Linked DNA regions of Homo sapiens: region 2 is linked to region 1. A link is a loop called in an ENCODE intact Hi-C map of the cell type or tissue named here. Cell type or tissue: IMR-90. All regions are shown on one strand. Each heading gives the region's core, and the rest is flanking DNA. Links, peaks and the distances in the headings are about the cores only.

Region 1 (10,332 bases), core at 1,396-9,395:
TCGGGCTGGACTGTGCTGAGTATTTCAGCCTCACTCACATCCTTCTCCTGAGTGGAGGCATCCACGCAAGGCTGCAGAACCACGCGATAGAATACAATCGTGATGGGGTTGACACCCCAAGGAAATGAGGCAGCTGATACCAGGAAAGAGGAATGAACACAGGGCTGGGTCCACCTTGCCCAGGTCACTTCGGCACCCCATCCCTCCATTTCCTCATCAGCAAGAAAAGAGGGGCCGTAAGGCCCACCTCCCCAGGTGGGCTCCACGTCTAAGCCCCCATGGCCCCATGGGTCAAGTGTGAGTTGTAAGGAACTGGGGGTGAAGGGAAGGCCCGAGCCAGGCCTCCACACCGGCCACTTCTCACTTCAAGTTCAGTGAGTGAGATGAAAAACACCACAAAATGAAGACAAAGGCTCTATTGCCTGCCCCTGGCTTCTCCTCACACTTTGTGCTGCCTGGGCCCCACTGGCCTACTGTCAGCTCCTCTTCCTGCCCAGGGGACTTCAGCCAGACTTCTTCCCCTGCCGGGAGGCCTGTTCACCCCTCTAGCACCCACTGCCTGCCTGGATGCAACCTCTTGAAGGCATATGAGAGGTGGCCTTTTCACATCTGTCCCGTTGCCGGGGAAGCCGGGATGGTCATCTGCTCCTCAGGTCCCTTGGGAGGAAGGCACGAGGGAGCTGCTGCTGACTAAAGCTGGAGGAGCCGTTCCCCCACCCCACAGGCTCCCTTGTCAGTCATTCCTCTTTGCCTGTAGCTCTTCCTCCCTTCCAGCCAGACTCAAGGCTGGGGCTGACTGTCTCAGGGAAGGGAGACCCGGAAGAGCCCAGTGAGGCCTGCAGGGGAAGCCTCGACCCATGGAGTCCAATCCTGCTCTCAGAAGCACACACAAGGATGATAGCTTTGAGAGGACAAAGGCATCTGGCACTTCCTGCAGAAGAGGAGGGAAGAGTGTGGGATAGGATGACAGGGGGGTTCCTGCTGACTGAGAGGCCCCAGGATCAGGCCCTGCACTGTGGGATGACTCACCCCACTTTCCAGGGGTCAGAGATACCTCATGGTAGGTTGAGGGATGCCAAGGCAGAGGAACTTGGACCCCCTTTTTCCTCTGAGACTCTGTGGCCTGGCTGGTGGCCATCTGGAGAGACACGGTCTGGAGGAGACTGGGACAGAGGTGGGGTGGCACTTGTCCTCTGCAGAGCTGAAATGGCCTGGGGGGCACTCACAGCTTTCTGGGGCTCCTAGGAGCGAGGTGGAGATGGCTAAGAGTTGGCAGTAGAGGACATGGAGTGGGGGCCCCATTCAGTGAGGATGTGCAGAGGTTTGAAGGCTGGCCTGCCACCTAGATGGCCCCTGTCCCATGCCAGGGTGGCATGGAAGCTCCCTGTCAGCACTGGACTTCCCCAGGGATAAAGGGCAAGGAGAGGGGGGGAAGAGACTCCGGAACTCATCTGATGGGTCAACACTCACAGGTCAGGAAGTGTCAAGCGCTGGGCCTCCATTCGGTGCTGCTGATGTGTGTGTCTGCCCTCTGCCAGCACCACGCTTGGTTTCTATAGCTCTGTAGTAAGTCTCAGTACCGGGTATGTGGTTTCTCCTACTTCATTCTCCTCTGTCAGAGATTGTTATCTCGGGCCTTTCCTTTTTCATATATATTATAGAATAAGCTTGTCTGTATCTGTAAAAACCTTGCTGAGATTTTGATAGGAATGGTGTTAAAACTGCCGTCAGTTTGGGTAGAAGAGACATCTGTCGTGCTGAGCCTTCGAATCCATGAACCCTGACGTGTCTCCATGCGTTAGGTCTTCCTTGATTTCTTTCATCAGTGGCTTGTAATTTTCATCACACAGACTCTTATTTTTTAAACTCATAAAAAGATTCACCTAGAGCTTTCCAGGTTCACTGTAGCATCCTCTTTGTCTTTGTTCTTGCCGTCTTGCTGAAGGCAGTACTCCATCCCACTAAGGACACCTCGTTGAGCTCCAGGTCCATGTAATCCACGCCAAGTTGTGACTATGCGCAAACTTATCCACCTCCGGGGGTGGGGAACACATCCTGCTGAGGCAGCCCCTCCTCCGACTGTGCCCGCCAGAAAGTTCTTGCATGGAGTACATTTCTGCACCCAGGCGCCCTGGCTCTACCCCAGGGCCACCCACCCACAGTTCGAATCCCTGACTTTCTCTGCTTTGCAAACCTTTTGTCTCTTCTCTAAGCCTCAACTCAGAGCACTCCGCTGGGTATTTCTCAAAATTCGCCTCCCTGCGCTGACTGGTCCTCATCTTCTTTCAGCTCCTGACACTGTCAATCTGTTTCTGAAACACACATGAAACACACACTCTCTCTCTCTCTCTCCTCTTCTTCCTTTGTCTCATCACCCCACATTCCTTTCTCTTCCTCTCCAAGCCCGTCCCACGTCCTGGCTGCCCTCACAGGTGACAGCTGAGATCTGACTTACACCTGGCCAGGGACAAGGCACCTTCCACCTGCTCCCAAGTGTCCCAAATGAACCCAGAGAAGAATTGAAACAGACTCCAATGGCTCTTCTCTTTCAGGATACTGTGCCACATGTAGGGATGAGCAGGGAAGCTTCCACACGAAGCCATCTAAACCTCAGTCTAACTTTGTTTTTGCAGGCTCTGGCAATGATGCCAGACTCTATGGGACAACAGGTCACCAAGGCAACCCTGCCCAGTGGATTTGGCCAACGTTTTGGACCGTGTAAATAACACCTCTATTCATGTCCAGCTGCTGGTGACCCGGAAGAGGCAGCAGACGCTGTGGAGGCTTTGCCAGCCTCCCTGCCTGGATCATGAGACCCTGAGCAATACACTTGTCTTTCTGAGTCTCTGCTTCCTCCTCACAAGGCAGGGTGCTAAGATCTACCTCCCAAGGAGCTGGTGTGCATTGTGGAAATCAGATACAGTGCCGAGCACCACGCCTGGAACTGTGGTCATGGCACTGTGACCACCATCGTCATTAGCGTTTTGGAGGGAGGCCACGCAGTTCTGTGGCTGCTTGTGTCTCTGAACTTGCTCACTCATGTGGCTCCTTAAAGAGTGGTTTGTGGTGGTTTCTTCCTCAGATGAGAACAGCACCGGGTCCCGGGTTTCTATTTGCCTTGCATCTCCCAAAAGTGCTGACTTACTCAACCAAGTACACCCAGGCCCCGGGGCTGACCAGGGAAGTGATTCAGGGTGTGGCACAGGGGTGGGCAGGAGCACCCACCTGCTTGAGCCCCACAACACCATTGGGTGCGGCTGCCCAAGGACCCCCAACACTCATCCACACTTTTGGCCCTTTAGAGACCCAAGGCTTAGACTGCTCCAAGAAGGGAGGCTGCACCCTCAGCTGGAGAGAGGATTCAAATGGTAGCTAGCAAGACTCCAGAGATGTACAAGCAGCTGGGGGCCACCAGATACAGCAGGCAACCGGGCCCTTTAAGTGTGGCTAGTCCAGATTGGCATGTCCTGAGAGTGTAAAATCCACACTGGATTTCAAAGACTTTGTACCAAAATTTATATATGTATTTTTATATATAATAATATCTTAGATATTAGATATATATCAGATATATAGATAACATAATATATATTAGATATATGTATATCTAATATATCTAACATAATAGATAATATATACATTAGAATCTGTTTCTTTTCACTTTAAAAATATGGCTACCAGAAGCTTTGAAATGACACGTGGCTGGTATTTACAGCTCACGTTGTGTTTCTATAGGGTAGTGCCACTCAACAGACTGTCCAATATATATGACTTGTTTTAGGGGCCTGGTCCTGGGAGGCCAGGGTCCTCCTCTTTCCTTGATCCCAGGAGATCCTGCAGGGTCCTCGCCACCTAGCCCCCTTGGCCTTGGTGCACATACAACAAAATCCAGAACCCTGGAAGGCTCCTGTGCTCCCCTGCATCTTTGGATCTGCACACCCAGCCCTGTGCACACAGTCCCTCAAGCACATATAGCTCTTTTATGAAACTTGGGAACAGGACTTCCTGATTCAAGGTACTTTCCTGGTGTCCTCCAGAAAATCAACACAATAAACATGCAAATCTATGACAGCTACCGTGGGAATAATGTCTCGGATACAGCACCCTTGTCCAGTATGCAGCTTGCACAGCCGTATGTGGCAGCCCTGCCAGTATCTAGCTGCTCAATATTAGTTGGAGAGATAATTAAGGAAGAAATAATAGGGACTCCCACCCCCATGATGTTTCTGGGCTGAGGCTGCACCTCTTGTCCAATGAAAATGACAGTTTTTTTCAAGCAAGAGGCCACTTCTCAGGACTGTGGCCCTAGCCTCACTCACTGCCCACACGTGAAAACCACGTCAACGTAGCAGCACACCTCCAACATTCAGAAAGTTCATACAGCTACGGGCAGAAGGTAAACACCTACTGATGCTTCAAGCCCAGCCTAGGACCCTCTGCGAAGAATCTCCGTCTCTGCACTGCTGATGTCACAGAACAGCCCAGGGAGGGGTCGCTGGGCTAGTCTAACCTGAGCTGTTACCGTCTTGGTTGAGGGACCATTGCTTTGTTGGAGGATGGGTGCCGATACAGACTGGTGCAGTGTGCTGGCATGCTTTTATCAGAGAGTGCTGATACACATCTGCTTAGAATGATTAAAGTTTCTCATCTCGTCTGACTCATAGGGCAGCATCCACAGAAAAGCAGAGGATGAGATAAGCCGGGAGGGCTGGGAGTGTCCGACTTTCACAGCTCTGTTTTCACCTCACAATGTCCTGTTTGCTCTCAGTGAGTTTGTTGGTTGGTTATATAAACATGTAGATATTTACTCATCTGTGGCAGGGTGAGTTTAACCCTTTTCTTCCTTAGCTTCTCACATATAGCTTTTATTTGTGTTTCATTCATGTTTAGCGTTGATGATTTCTCTCATTTGACACTTTTCCATTACATGGAAATTTCAGTCCCCAGAAAAAATGTAAAAGAGGGTGTTTTGCTTGTTTGTGAATTCATCTTTCTTTTCTTTTAAAAGCATTTTCTATTTTCCCACATATGAGTTTGATTGCAACTAGAGAGCAACAGGAAGTGAGTGAGGGGCCAAGCTGAGAGCATCAAAACAATTCTCAGCCCCGTTTTCCAGAGCTCCTTGCAGTTCCTTTAACCAAATGGATGCTTTGCGGAGAGTTAGGTTATTTAGTACAGTAAACAATTTTTTTCTTTTCCTTTCAGCCACTTAATGTGGTATCATGAAAGGAAGATCAACTTCTTAATGAAAAAAAGCTGTGATGGAAGAGGAGGCTATAGCACATCAGGAGCGCTTCCAGGCTTACATAAGTAACATTCCTGCTGCATAAACATCTTGGCAAATCCGGAGACTAAATCCCATCCCACACCGCTGGCCTGAACCAAACACTGTATAATGTTTTAAAAAAGAAAAAGAATCCCGTTGATGGTAACAGTTTTCTTTCCAGAAACAAGTCATTAGTTTGGACAAAAAAATCCAATTGCATCTGCTGAGCTCCCCAAAGTTCTAGTGGAAATTATTATCTAGAGAAAAAGCAAGTGAGGAGTAAGAGTGGAGGATTGTGATCTCTTAAGAGTAAAACAGAAACGGCACTTAAACCCCATGATGTGCCTTTCAGCGCAAAATTGCAAACCCCAAATAATTAAACTATCCTAATTTGGCAAATGTCAACAAGAGAGTTCAAAAATAATCATCATAATTTTAATGCATTATTAACTCTACTAGAGATTTTAAACAAAATTAAACATTGATCTATTTACTTAACTCCTGAAATGACATGAAGTTGAAGCATACAGGCCGGGTGTGGCAGCTCATGGCCATAATCCCAGCATTTGGGAGGCCTTGGTGGGCGGGTCACCTGAGGTCAAGAGTTCGAGACCAGCTTGGCCAACATGGAGAAACCCCATCTCTACTAAAAATAGAAAAAAAAAAAAAATTAGCCAGGCGTGGTGGCAGGTGTCTCTAATCCCAGCTACTCTGGAGGCTGAGGCAGGAGAATCACTTGAACCCGGGGTAGGCGGAAACGTTGCAATGAGCTGAGATGGCACTGCTGCACTCCACCCTGGGTGACAGAGTCAGATTCCCGGTCAAAAAAAGAACATTCATTAAACATTTACTGTGGCCAGGGGCTGTGGCTCACTCCTGTAATCCTAGCACTTTGGGAGGCTGAAGCGGGCAGGTCACCTGAGGTCAGGAGTTCGAGACCAGCCTGGCCAACACGGTAAAACCCCGTCTCTACTAAAAATACAAAAACGAAATTAGCTGGGTGTGGTGGCAGGCACCTGTAATCCCAGCTACTCAGGAGGCTGAGGCAGGAAAATCACTTGAACCTGGGAGGCAGCGGTTGCAGTGAGCCAAGACTGAGCCACTGCATTCCAGTCTGGGCAACAGAGCGAGACTCTGTCTCAAAAAAAAAAAAGAAAGAAAGAAAAGTATGTACTTGGTGCTCTTTGGAGCCCCAGCTTTCCTGTAATACATACATAGGAATTCATATTAATATTTGTTCCCAAGAAAAGATGGGACTTACAGAGCACTATCTGTTTCATAACATATTCTCCATGACATTTTAATTCCAAGAAGTACTAACACCAAGTTGTGAGGAAAAACTATTCCTTCTTTCTAAGTGTTTGAGGCATAAAAGCAAAGTCATATTCCAATAAAACCAGTTTCCATGGTTCCTGAGCTACAAAGAATATTTGCATTTCTTTCTTCAATTCCCACAAGTAACAACTCTTCAGAAGTAGTTCCTCTAAAGTCTTTTCTTCCAAAAGTCTGAACAGACCAATGATCATAGAAGTGATAGAGAAAATAGTTAGAGCTCCTCCTAGACGCCCCCAAAGGGCATCAAGTCCAAATCATTTCTCAGTGCTTCTCAAATTACTCCACTCCACAGGAAAAGAGGGAAACTTCCAATTATTTACAAAGCCAAGAGTATTACTGGTTTGAAAACTTGACAAAGAGTTTAACTAAAAGTAAAACTACAGACCAATCTCACTCACTAACATTGATAGGAAAATGTTAAAGAAAATCTAAGCAAATAGAATCAGGAAATCAGGACCAAGGCAAAGATGTTCACTATCATCATTACTGTATAAAGTTGTATTGGAGGGATTAGCCAAAGAAAGAAAAAGAGGAAATAACTACAAGCAGATCAATTTGAAAGGAAACAATAACAATAAAAAAAAATCTGTGTAGATGATATGATGATATATTAGGAGAGTCCCCAAATAATCACTGGAAAAGCTAAGGCAAACCATAAGACAATTCAGTAAAATAGCAGGCTATGAAATGAATAAACAGGAGCCAAAGCCTCCATATCTATAAACAAAGGCCATCTAGGAGGAATAATAAAAGGGAAGATCTCATTTCTGATAGGGAGAAAAAAGACCTTAGTGTAAACTTAATGAGAAATGTGCAACCTATTCAAGGAAAATATGAAACTTTTGTGAAAGATGCAAAAGTGTAATTAAGGAAATTGAGAGATATACCATGTTCGTAGATAGGAAGACTGAACATCAAAAAGATATCAATTTATTTTAAAATAATTTATAAATTTGGCATGTTCTCAATAAATATTATGGCTTTTTTTCTGGAGCTAGGCAAGCTGATTCAAAGGTTTAATTGAAGCACAAACAAGCAGAAATAGCCAGGAAAATCTGAAAAAACAATGTGGAGAAACTAGCGTTACCAAATATTAAAACATATTACAAAGTTTTTATCATTTAAAAGAACAGTATAGAACTGGTGCACAGACTGATGGGACAGAATAGAAAAATCCAGAAATAGGCTCAACCGCTCATGGAAATTTAATATACACCAAAGGAAGCATCTCAAATCAGTGGAGAAAAAATAGACTTTTAAAATAAGTGGCACTGGAATAATACCTGCATAGCTACAGAAAAAAAAGAGAAAACTGATTTGTTTCTCACCCTGTATACAAAGATAACTTCTTATTAGTTCAGAGATTAAATATTTAATATTATGGAATAATAAGAAATCATATAAAATAAAAAATGAATAAATTACTGATAATTCAGGGTGGGGGAAAAATGTTCCTAAACTATGACTGAAAATCCAGAAGCAATTAAGGAAAAGACTGACAAATTTGACAGCATATAAACAGAGGAAAACTTTTGCATGAAAAAAAAAACAAACAAAAACACCATAAATAAATGAAAAAGGAAAAATAGATTGTGAAAGAGTTTCTTAAAAGAGAGAAGAAAAAGACTAAGAATCTCATAGAAAAATAAGCCAGAGCTATGAGCAGATATATCAGAAAAAAATGCAAATAGCCCTCATCCACATGCACATTGATTAACCACCTTCACAATAAGAGAAATTTAAATGAAAACTATAATGAGTATTATTCTTACATTTAAGGGACAAAAATCCAAAAGTTTGATGAGAAACTTAGTGCTGGTGGGAGTAAGAAAAAATTATTCAACACTATGAAAAGAAATTTTGAAATATTTAGCAAAATTACACAAGCATTTGATCCAGAAATCTCCCTTTAGAAATCTATTACAAATACATATTCCCAAAATGTTTTTTAAACATGCATGGTTATATTAAAAGACAGGAAACAATTAAAATGTCCACAAATACAATCATATAAAGTTAGTGTTCAAACTATAGTACTTCTACTCAATGGAGAATTATTCAGATGTTAAGAGAAATGAGGACTCTCTCTATGCATTGCTAAAGACAATCTCCAGAATATATCATTTTGTGAAGAAAAAACAATTGAAGAATACATTTTTAAAGAGAAACTTTTGTTTTTGTGCAATATAAATGTTCTACATAAAGTGAAATATGAGGAACATTTATAAAGTAATTTGTGAAAATAAAAAGTCAGATTTAATGAAATAAGTCTCTGTATTGACTTAATGTCCTAGCCATACAGAGGGGTATATTTTAAAACACAGTAATTCTATGGAACATTTCTAGTGCGGTATACCCCAATGACCAAAAAAAGTAACTGCAAAGAAATCTTAATTGTTACTAATCATGTTGCTAGAAATCATTTGGGAATTGATGTTCTCAAGCTTATGTATATGCTAACATGAAGTAAATAACCGTACAAATGTTAGGAATCAAGATTTTAAATAAAAGAGGTCCAATGTAAAATCTTTGTAATACTAAATTTGAATCTGAAGATATCAGAATAAACTCATAATGTGTTTCCTTTAAGAAAAATGTATTTCCTTGTTCCATTTGTTCACAAAGGCCTAGAAACAATGATCAGCCGACGAGTGATAAACACCACAAATGCCTCGATTTTGGTCTCTAAATTCCATTTTTCACCAAAAGAAATCAGGCTCTTTGAAGAAATGTCTGGATCCAGGTGTGGAGCAGGAAATACACAAGATAAACCTGGATCATCTTGTCAAATCTGAGAACATGTACACAGTCATGGACGGCTGCTATTGGGTCAAAGGGATTCTTTGTAGGACCGCAGAAGGCTCCTACTGGCCAAAGGTAGTACAATATGAGCATCAAGAACAGCAGTTACAATGCATTGAAGCATAAAAAACACATAAATATGTCTAATCCGTGAGTTCATAATGATAAGCAAAAAAACATGAGACAGACGCCAAACTCATTTTTAACTTTTAAGGCTAATGGAATGCCAGTTTATTATTCTGAAATCTGTAAACAAAGGGGAAAAAATTAAACATTTATCTGGCCTTCCCTGAAGGAACTGTGCCTCAGGGTAACAAAGTTTTTGGTGAGAGGAAGTTTCTCTTTGTAGAAGTATTTTAGTTAACACGTGGAGAAGGAATGATAAAGTTGGAAGATCACCATTTTGAAACCTCTAATGGTCATCAATGTCTGCTAAAACCATTAGGCAAAAAGCTGATGGGGAATTTTAATAACTGATGGATCAGGCTAACAATATTTGAAACCATTGATCCATCTTAATAGCACAGAAGGGGAGAGAACCAGAGATTATGTGTCTCCTGATAGAAGTACACACCACCACCCATGAAGTATTTTTGCCAAAAAAAATCCAACCTGTTTATTATAAAGTCACAGATCTACCATTTTATAAGAAACACTGCAGATGGAAGATCATGTTAAATGACACCATAGGGATGCAATCAGCAAGGTCCGGAATCTGACAAACTCCACAGGATGAATGACCTGGATCTTCAACAGGAAAATTAAGGGGGATGGGAAAGATGCTTAAGAGACTCATCAATCCATATGAAATGTGTGACCTTTATTTGAATCCTGATTCAAACAAACCAACTGTAAAAATGAGTTATGAGATAGTTCAGGAAATAAGAATATATGACATTTTTATTGTTAAAATTTTTAGATTTCATAAT
Region 2 (10,332 bases), core at 903-8,902, 64 kb after region 1:
TGTGTATGATAAATAATCCCAATTCACCAACTACAAAAAATTTTAAGAATTAGTAAAAGAAAAAGAGCCACCTGGGCAGAATAACCAGGCAAATGACACCAAAACACAATTCACAGAAGAAATACAAATGTTACACTTAAAAACACAAGTTCAAACAATGAGATGACATTTAAAAATGTACCAGATTGGCAAACATTTTTAAAGATTGATAATATGACATGTGGGTTTGGTTATGAAAGAAAGGAATCCATCACAAGGCTGCATCACAAGCTCTTAGAGTATGGAATGGGCACCCTGTTTTGGAGGGCACTGAGCGATGCCCACTGACAAAGCAGGCGGCCCTCTGATCCAGTAATCTCACAGTTAGGAATGTACCTGACCCAAATCCTCACACCGTGCACAAGGCTACACATTCAGGAACATTTCCCGCAGTATTGCTAATAATAGCTAAAGTAGGAGAAACTTAAAGATCTCTTAGAATGGGACTGGCCAAATAAATGATGGTGTATTACTCCTGTGAAATATCATGCAATCATTCATAAGAATTAGGTGGTTCTAAACGTACAGAAGCAAAAAGAGACCAAAGGTATATTCTTAAATGCAAGATAGAGCCTCAAAACAGTACATTTGTTATGACCCATTTTTCAAGTGCCTCTCTCTCTCTCTCTCTCTCTCTATATATATATATATTTATATATGTACAATATTTGTAGGGAGATATATATATATCTCATATATATATATGTCATGAAACAAAGAACTAGAATGGTCCTTACCAACCTGTTACTCTAGCAAGAGAAATCAGATTGGGAGTGAGGTGGGAAGATGGGACCTGTGATGAAGAACTTTTAATAATCTATGTTTCTGTTGCATGAGACATTTTAAAAAGATATGTTTAAAAATAGTCAAAGAATAGTAAGTGCAGAATTATTTTAAATTTTTAAAAATTATTTCATTTAAGTTTTTAAATCCTTAAATATATTTGCAGCAATCTTTCCTTTGTACAGTAGTATATAGGACCATAAAATGACCACGCAATCTGGACCATGCAAAGCAATCTTAGTGATTAAGAGGGAGAACACACCCTAAATCTCCTCTGAGAAGGGAACAAGGACTGAGTCTTGAAGAGAAACCTGCAAGTTTTTCTTAATATACTTCTGTGTTACTGGATAGTTGGTAATGAGCGTTAGAATTTTTAAAAGAAGAAAAACACATGCAGAAAAAGAGAAAGTCATCTGACAATACCATTGTTTTTCTAAAGAAATACTTAAAATGCATATACATGAAAATATTTCATTGGATTATTATTGAATTATCTTTATTAGATTTTTTAAATTATGAAGCAATACATGTTTGCAACAATGAAACAAGCCAAAGATGATGAAGAAAATGTTACCGTTTCTGGATTTGTTCCGTTTCACTGCTCTATGTGAATATTTGTGTGTCAATGCCATACTGTTTTGTTAAAGCAGTTTTAAAGCTGTAGTATCCCCTGAGGCAAACTACTCCCCTCACACCATTCTTTTATAAGTTGTTCCAGGCTATTCTCAGACTTTGTTCTTTTCAATTACCTTTAAGATATATTTATTTAAAGATATAGTATAGGGATTCCATTTAAAATCACATTTCATTTTCATTTTTATACAATTTTGACTTTCTATTTAGGTATGTGATATGTCTCTCCAATGTTGTTTTAATTTCTTTAATAAAGTTGTATAATGTTCTTCAGTAGGTGTTAGATTCTTCTTGCTAGTTTTATTTTTATTCCTATGAATATTGCAGGATTTTAAATAACTAAGATGAGTAGGAGATTTCCATTTTCATTTCTAACTGAATTTTGATAATAGAGAAAGGCTATTTATTTTTGTATATTTACCTTGTATCCAGCAAACCTGCTACATGTTCTACTCAATACTAAGTTTTAATTAGTCTCTCAGGTTTTCAAGATATGCAATCAACCATGATAATTTTGTCTGTTTGTAATATTTATATTTTTAATTTAATTTTCATGTTTTATCTTAGTAATAAAAGCACACAGTTTTAAAAGTCAAATGATACTAGATTTATAATTTTAAAAAGTAGTTTCTTGCTACACTCACTTTTTTTTGCCACACTTACTTTTTATTCTGAATCTTCAGATGCAGCCACCTTGACCTATTTTACCTACTTCTTTCAACATTTTCACAGAGCCATATTTCTAAATGACATGTTCATATGAGCACATTTTTATTTTTTTTAAGTTTAGATACTACCTATTGACTTCCTACAATGGGAAAATAAGAATTTAGCTCTCTTATACCACCCCTCACCCACACACATACTCCCCATTCTCCTAATATAGTTTTACCACAATAAACCAATTTTTATATCCACATAGTCATGGATATGTAAATATTATCTATAGCTGAGCCATACACATAGTGACCATCTTTCCTTTGCTTTACAGCTTTTCTTTTCCCTGAAGTTAATAATGGCTTTAGGTTTTTGTTTCTTCCTTCCTTTCTTTCTTTGCTTCTTTGTTTTCCTGTGTGTGCATGTGTATTGTTGTTATTGTTTTGTTTTGCTTAGCTATTCATTAACATCTCCTCTGGATACATTCTCCTCTCATTATATTTAAGTACACTCCATAATCTATTCATTTTGTATTTTTTTTGGAGATCTCTTTCGGTGGCCCTCTATCTTCCTGCTACAAATGGGATCAGCTGCTCTGACAGGCAACTACATGGCTGTAATTCTGGACTTCCATTCACATTAACCTTTCAAAACATCTTTTTGCCTTTCAGCCATGTTTCCTGTTCACTTATTTTTCATTTTTCATGGTCTTTCTCTGTATTAATTTACTCTTTGCAGTAGTTAGATGATGAGAAAGAAGTCATTCCCGCTTGTTGTAAAAGTTTTCCAGTAGAGAGAGAAACATGAACTACTAAGCCAAAATGGCAGAAGAGAAGGGGTTAACTGAAAGAGAAAAACTGTGGTCACCCAAGATAAGAAGGTACTATGTGGGAGAAAGTTCCCAGAGATCACACATGGGTGAGCTGGCTTTGGAGAGGGGAAAGTCTTCCCACAAGCATCGACCGGAAGAGCTGAAAGGCAGACTCTACTTCTGGGAATTTGGCAGACTGGATTATTTGGGTCAACCCTTCTGCAGAAAACAATGACAAATGTCAGATAAAATAGGAGAGACACATATTTTGAAGCATCCAAAAGCTGGCTAAATATTAGATTTATTAAAGTTGTCTTTTTGACAGTCAAAAATGGTGTACTAATAATAATATCATATGTTGCAACCTAATAGTGAGGAATTATTAGGCCAAACATTTAAGAGAAAGAGGGAGCCCCAGAAACGAAAGAGCAATACTGGAGTTGCTTTTGCTTTGAGGGCAACTGCTGATCCAGCAAACTTGAACTTTGATTGGTTCCTGATGGTGACGGGGAAAAACAAAAGTGAAGAGTATAACAGGAGAATCTCCCCACATTAAATCATGAGCCCAAAAAGCTATACCCTCAGAATAAAAATGAGTCAGTAGTAATCTTCTCCCATCCGAGTGAGGGAATTAAATGAGGCACTGAACAGAGCAGGAGAGGATGGCGATGTCCTCTCAATATTTGTAATCGTAAGTAGGCCTTTAGGGAGATCTGCATCCCAAATTCACATTCCTGGGATGGTCCCAAACTAATCTTAAGTGCGAATTTAGTTTAAAGTACTCTTTGACTAGCAGTGACCTCAGGCAACTTCAGGAAAAAACAAATGCAAATCCCGAAGGGAAGCACTTCATCCCACAAATAATTTTTCAAGGACAGTCAGCATTATACAATAAAAAATAACCAAGCACATAAGGAAACAAGGCACCATGAGTGAGATCCAATAGAAAGAATGAACAGCAGAAACAAACCTGCAAAAAGTCAGATTCTAGAATCATATGACATGAATTATAAAATAACTACACTTCTTGATGTTAAAAGATTTTTGAAGCTTAAAATATCCTGCAGAGAATAGGAAACTATAAAAAGTGACATAGCAAATTTGAAATTGAACCAAATGGAACTTCTAGGAATAAAAATAAGGAATAATCATAATTTAAAACTCAGTCAACAGGTTCAACAAAAGCAGAAAAAGCTGAAGAAAGAATTTGGGAACTGGAAGCTAGGTCAATATAAATCATCTAGAATGAAGCACGGTGACAAAAAATGGAAAATGTGAAAGAGAAGTTAAGAAATGTGGACGACGGAATGAGAAGACCAACATGCATTTAATCAGAGTCAGAGAAGGAGAGGAAAAGAATGGAGAAAAGTCAGTATTTGAAGAGATATTGGCTAGACATTTTCAGAACTGGCAGAAGTTTGGAATATGATCCAGGGTAGTGTTCCTCACTAAATACATAACAAAATTTGTTCTGCCGTCATAGAGTTGTGGGTATTAGTAGGACTTGGGGAATTTTAAATTTTATTAAACCAAGATCACGCCACCCCACCCTCTGAGTTAAAATTCAGTATCAGTGTGATAACGCATTACAAAATCAGCCCCTACTCTGGATGGGAAATGAGAACTTACAGCCCAGCTGAAATGAAGTGGAGAAAGTTCTTTAGAAATAGTGATATTAGGATAGAATTCCTTTGAATCCTCCCAAAAGAGCCATGAAGTTTCATTTTTAAAAATCAGTATTTTGGTGAAAAAGCATAACTTCTTGGAGGATGAAAAAGAAAATCCCACAAGGTCCTACATCAACAGCCTGGGCCAAGGCGCCAGAAAAACTTCATATACTCTGTCTTGTCATGAGTTACAATCATTGTTCTGGGAATTTTCTCAGGGGCTTGGCATTTTTCCTTATAAACAAAACTACATATCATTCTTGAAGCTGTCTGATAACTGGAATGCTAGCAGTTACGGCATCTTTTCCAGGCCAAAGAGCAATGCCCAGTGGTCCCAAAGGGCAGCTAGGGGTCTAGGTTTTGGTTTTCATTCCCCAGCGGAGCTGCTCTCATTCAGGACACATGTGGAGACAGCCAGCTCACATGGACCTCAGAGGGCTTCTTCCTCTACTCCACAGCCCTGTACTTTTCTCTGCCTGGAGATATTAAAGGTCAAGGGCTAAGGCTTCTGAGGGTCTGTTAGTATGTACTAAGTTCCTTGAGACTCCTAGCTCAAGTACCCATGGCTGGTACAGCACGTTCCTTGTTTGCAAATTAATCCTGTGATGAAGTTTATAAGACAAAGTTTGATGACCTCTTGGATAAAGGGATGCAGGCTCAGAGACAGTTTAAATAAACTGAACTAAAAAGGCAAAGAAATAATCATTGGCAAGCTTCCCAGTCATCTTTCTTTTAGTTTCTCTCCCTCCTTTCCTTCCTTCCTTGCTTCCTTTCTGTTAGTAATATCAGGGTAGTTTATCTCTTTATTATCTAGCCTTGATTCCCCACCATGCCTTGAGCAGAGCCCCTGATTTAGAGATTGATCAGGGAGTCATGCACACTTCTGTGTCATTGTACCTCTGTTGGTGGTGGTGCTGGGCTCTTTCATGTGAATATGACACTGATCCCTGTAGGACTGGCAGAAGGTGGCTTACAGGCATTCTCAGCTACCTTGAGAGTCTGCTCTCATTGGAGTCTAGGTTCTCTTCCTCTCCAGTGCCTCCCCCTGGCCGCCCCGCACACTCTTCTTCATTCATAAACCTTCAGTCACTCCCCATCGTCTCCAGTCTCAAGGCTAACCTTGTTTGGCTTTCAAGGCCCTCCTCAGTCTTATCCCAATAACAGTCCCCAGCTGATTTCCAGCTCTCATTTCTCTAGTGGTTCTCAACCTGGGGTGCCCTAGAGGGTGTTTGGAAATGGGTAGAAGCATTTTCATTGTCATTAGGATGGGGGTGGCACTTACTGGGCAGGGTCCAGGCATGAGAATTACCCTCTAATGCCTGGAACAGTCCCACACACTGAACAATTGTCTCATCCCGATGCCAGTGGTGCCCCTGTTGAGAAACGCTGCTTGATTCTGGCCAAACTTGTTCACTCTCCATCCATCAAACCAGTTATGTATGTTTGCACTCCTGGCCCAACCCACCTGGAATTTCCCTCCTTTCCTCTCTGCTCCTCTGAGTTCTACCCACTTAGAAGGCACTCATTTTACAGATATGGCTTGCTTGGACACCCAGCTACAGCCATTCCCTCTAAGCCTTCAAAGCCACTATTATCACTCAGAGGCTGACCAGCTCGTGGGAGGTATGTGGACAGTGGAGCCGCACAGCCCCAGGTTTGAGCCTCATTCTGCCACTTTACCCATGTGGCCTGAGGAGAGCCACTTCCTCTTGCTAAGTCTACTTTCCTTGTCTCTAAAGTAGAGATGATAATAGCACCTACCTTTTTTCTATGAGGAATATTCTATGAGGATTAAATGCTGCACCATAGGGTAAAGTGCCCAGAGCCTCCTAGCATGTGGCAGGAACTCCATTAATGCTATACATATATTTGTATATATTCCTTACAAGACAGTGTGCTTATTCACTAAATGCTTGTAGAGTTGATATCCACCCCTAAGGCTGTCTGCAAAGTCGAAGCATGTCGTTGCTGCAGAGTTGAAGCATCATGCTGGACAGACTGGGTGGGCAAAGGTTCATTTTCCTGCAGCCACAGAATGTGTCTTAGTACGGGAGCCACTTGGAAGCGGCAGATGAAGAGGGGCCCCCACGGGGGCAACACCCTCAGCATCCTATCTTTTCACTATGCTGAAGCACATGCTTAATGATGCCCACTGCCTGAGGTCCGTGCACATCCCAAAGGAGAGCTAAGAGGAGAACATGGGCGCCATCAGTCTTACTGAGGGCAGTGACTGCCCATAAGAAATGGAAGCCAGAGGGTGAGAGTGAGAAGCCATCCCCTGAAATGGAACGCCACTTCCACACCACTTCCAGCATCTCTCAGCTGCTTGCTCCTTGCACTGGTTCTGTGCTCCTAAAACTCTGTTACCTTGGAGTCTTCCTAACTCGGCTTTGCTCTGTGGCCTGACCACAGATCTTTGACCCTTAGAGGAGGAATGGCTTCACTGCATTTATCCAGTGACATGGGATGTTACAGATATCCAGGAATTAGGGCAAAGGCCAGGCCAGCCCCAGCTTGCTGGTCTGAGGCCAAAGCCCGAGACCCTGCTCTCTTTGAACTGGCTCATAGCAACCATGAAGGTCTTGCCAATGAAAGTTGAGGATGTGACTTGCTTGGTAACCCTTAAGAAATGAAAGTTGAGAGAATTCTCAGTGAGGAATGACTAAGCGTGATACTGTAAGCCAGGGACTTTCAAGTGCCTCCTCAACGATTTCCTACTTTTAAGGTTAACAACATTCCAGAAGTCTAAAAAGATGCATAGAGAGTATTCCAAACTCCCTAGAGGAAGAGTTCAGATGCAAGGCATTGAATTTGCTGGGCTTTGAAGACAAGGAAATGTCAAAACCAAACTCAGGACAATATGTTAAGGGAATGAATGGGACTGTCTGGTGGGAGTGAAGGAGCCGTGAACAGAGGGAGTAGGACTGAACCTGAGCTAAATGACAAGACTTCTGGGCACCTCACACAGCTTCTCTGAGTGTCTGCCTCATTATTCCATGAGAACATTGGCCTATAAAGACTACAGATGCTCCCTGACTTACAATGGGGTTGCATCCCAATACACCCTTCATAAGTTGAAAATATCATAAATCGAAAATGCATTTAATACACCTAACCTACCAAACATCATAGCTTAGCCTAGTTGACCTTAAACATGCTCAGAACATTGACATTAGTCTACAGTTGGGCAAAATCATCTAACACAAAGCCTATTTTATAATAAGTGTTGAATACCCCATGCAGTTTGTTGAATACTGTACTGAAGTATGGTTTCTAGTCAACGTGTATAACTTTTGCACCACTGTAAAGTTGGAAAACCCTAAGTCAAACCATCATAAAAGCTGTATGTCTATGTGATGAGCCAGTTAAACACCCAATGGACTTTTACCCAAGGGATTGGTAAGTGGCCAAAATGATTGCGTTGGTTGATTCTTTGTCTGCTGGCTCTTTCCACAGAAGACTACCCCCTCACATGATGAGCCACAAAGGCATCTGAGGATGTCCAGCTCTCTTGGGTCACCCCAGATCCACCTGATGCTACATTCCTGGACCTGGGCCTGGCGTCAAGTTCTGCTCTTGACACTAGTCATCTGTGAGTTACCCCTCTGGACCGCCCCTTCTTCGTGTCTCCATGAGCTTGCTCCCAGACCCCAGGGCAGGGCTAATTCCATCAGGGCTCTGGACTGGGGGTCAGTTGCACCTGTGCCCAAAAGCCAGAGCCAAGAAGCTGCAATGTCCTTTGCTCACCACACTGCACTGGGTAGCACCTGGTGTACAGTCAGAGCACCAGGGTGAGAATGGACAAGGGCCAACTTGGACTCCTATTGTCTGAGGGGAATGTGGCTGTCGCTGCCCTGAACAGGCAAGTCAGAGAGGAGCTGGAACAGAGGCCTGATTTGGTTCCTTGCACCTGTTGGCACACCTCTCAATACAGGGTCTCAACAGGAGCTCTGGACTGAGAGTCACAATCATTTATACCCCTGGGTAAAAGTGTTCAAAAGAGAAAGGCTGGAGGGGACTCCCTGGCCAATGACAAACACAGTGTCCCTCTTCAGGAGCTGGAGAAGCTTAGGCTTCAACATGGAGAAACATGTGTCTGTCTCAAGCCTACATCTGCCAATGTAGGCACATGTTTCCCTGCCAGGGGCCAGCTGGAAGCTTCCTGGAGCTCCTTATGCTTCTGGCCTCTTCAACTCACAAACTGTTCAGCAGGGCAAAACCCTTAACAAGCTGGAACATAATCAAAACTCTAAATGCATTAGGTCATTTCTCCTGTAATGAGAAAGAAAAATCACAATAAAACAAATTCACATCAAGAACATACTGAAAGAACAGTAACAATAGCCATATCCACAAAACAATCTTAGCCTTGTCACCAGCGAGGAGGCAATCTTAGGATGGTGGCTGTAAGGCCATCAAATCCCCAAGGAACCGTCCAACCATCCAACAAAAGAATCAATACTGGAGACGATCGCTGTTTCCCAAGGCAGAGAGCAGACACATGCATCGTGCCTTGTCAGTGACGACGCAAATGGAAACGCTTCTGCGGTCAATCTTCAGTGAATGCGATGATTTTATTAACTGATTCTTGAGTATCCGGGCCCTCCTTAAACATTCTGGTGAAAGGACATTTGTAAGATACACAAAGAATTCACACACCCTACATCTTGAGAAAATCAGACGCTTCATATCCTTTGTGGAAATGAGATCGAGAACAAAATAAAATATAAAAATCTTTTAAAATCCATGAAACAATAAGGAGACGAGAAGGGGATGAGGGGACAAACAAAAAGAAAAGGGGCCACTTGCCTGGCGCTTTGGAGGCCTAGAAAGTTAAACGTGTCCTAAAGTCATGGCACTGGCCGCCCTCCAAAATCTGAGAGGCACCTCAAGGCATTTGGAAGAAAGCACCACTTGGCTGGGAAAAGTGGTACCAAGGGAGGCTTTCAGGCCAGGAATTACAGGGAAAGTAACAATCATGTTAATCAAGTGCCTAGAATTGGCTTCACACCGACTTTCTCTGAAACTATTGGCCAAGAATATCTTTCAGTTTATTTGCACAATTGACCAAAATTCCTTCTACCTTAGAACGTATTAACCTGATCTACTTGTTCTTAAGGTTCAGGAGATCACAGATTCTTTTGAGAATCCAACAAAGCTATGTACCCTTTCCACCAAAAAAATTATTGTTGGCACACACTTCTCAACGAATTAACAAGGACCCGAAGCCAACTCATAGACCCTGGTTTGAAACCCCTGTGCTAAAGTGGACTCCATTTGGGACCCAGGGACCAAGGATGGGCGCAGTTTCATTTCCCGAGTTTCAATATCAGGGGCTGATCATCTACGCGAGGTGACGAGATAACTATAATCATAAGAGAAAGGCACCTTAGCGCCTCCCAAGTTTGCCCTGGGAATTTAGCATCCTCACTGGTTATTGTGGAGGCATCCATCCAGCCTGGCCAGGGCCCTTTCTCCCAGGGGCCTTCAGGCATTTACAAAACACCAGATGGCACAACTCTTCTAGGCAGGTATGGGACAGGACAACCTGTTAGTACTCAAATCAGGGACTGTCTCCATTAGGGGTGTGTGTGTGTGTGTGTGTGTCCATGCATGCGTGCACCTGGGAATCTCAGGCCATCTCAGTGGGCTGGTTGGGTTCATCTAGACTCACCTGAGCCATTTCTTCACTTTGGAGCATTTCTCCAAAGAAATTACGGGTAAAACCAACATCACAAATGA

What was found. A loop is a pair of places that touch in the nucleus more often than their neighbours do. Peaks named below come from ENCODE experiments on the same cell type or tissue, not always from the same donor. Only the 100,000 strongest peaks of a DNase experiment are listed, where the experiment ranks them.
Region 2: a loop joins it to region 1, with 2.0 times the contacts of the local background. A loop is called at or near these places in 6 of 110 quality-filtered maps.

What each region holds. Positions count from the first base shown.
Region 1 is chr15:100,754,246-100,764,577 of GRCh38, reverse strand. All of the region lies in intron 2 of LOC105371024 (a long non-coding RNA gene), which reads right to left. Among named protein-coding and RNA genes, the nearest start is that of GCAWKR, 90 kb to the left of the region's middle. In IMR-90, for the core only: no CTCF peak of the experiment used is centred there; DNase peaks (open chromatin) are centred at 4,657 and 5,317; H3K27ac peaks cover 971 bases.
Region 2 is chr15:100,689,374-100,699,705 of GRCh38, reverse strand. No RefSeq gene overlaps it. Among named protein-coding and RNA genes, the nearest start is that of ASB7, 92 kb to the right of the region's middle. In IMR-90, for the core only: no CTCF peak of the experiment used is centred there; a DNase peak (open chromatin) is centred at 4,805; H3K27ac peaks cover 177 bases.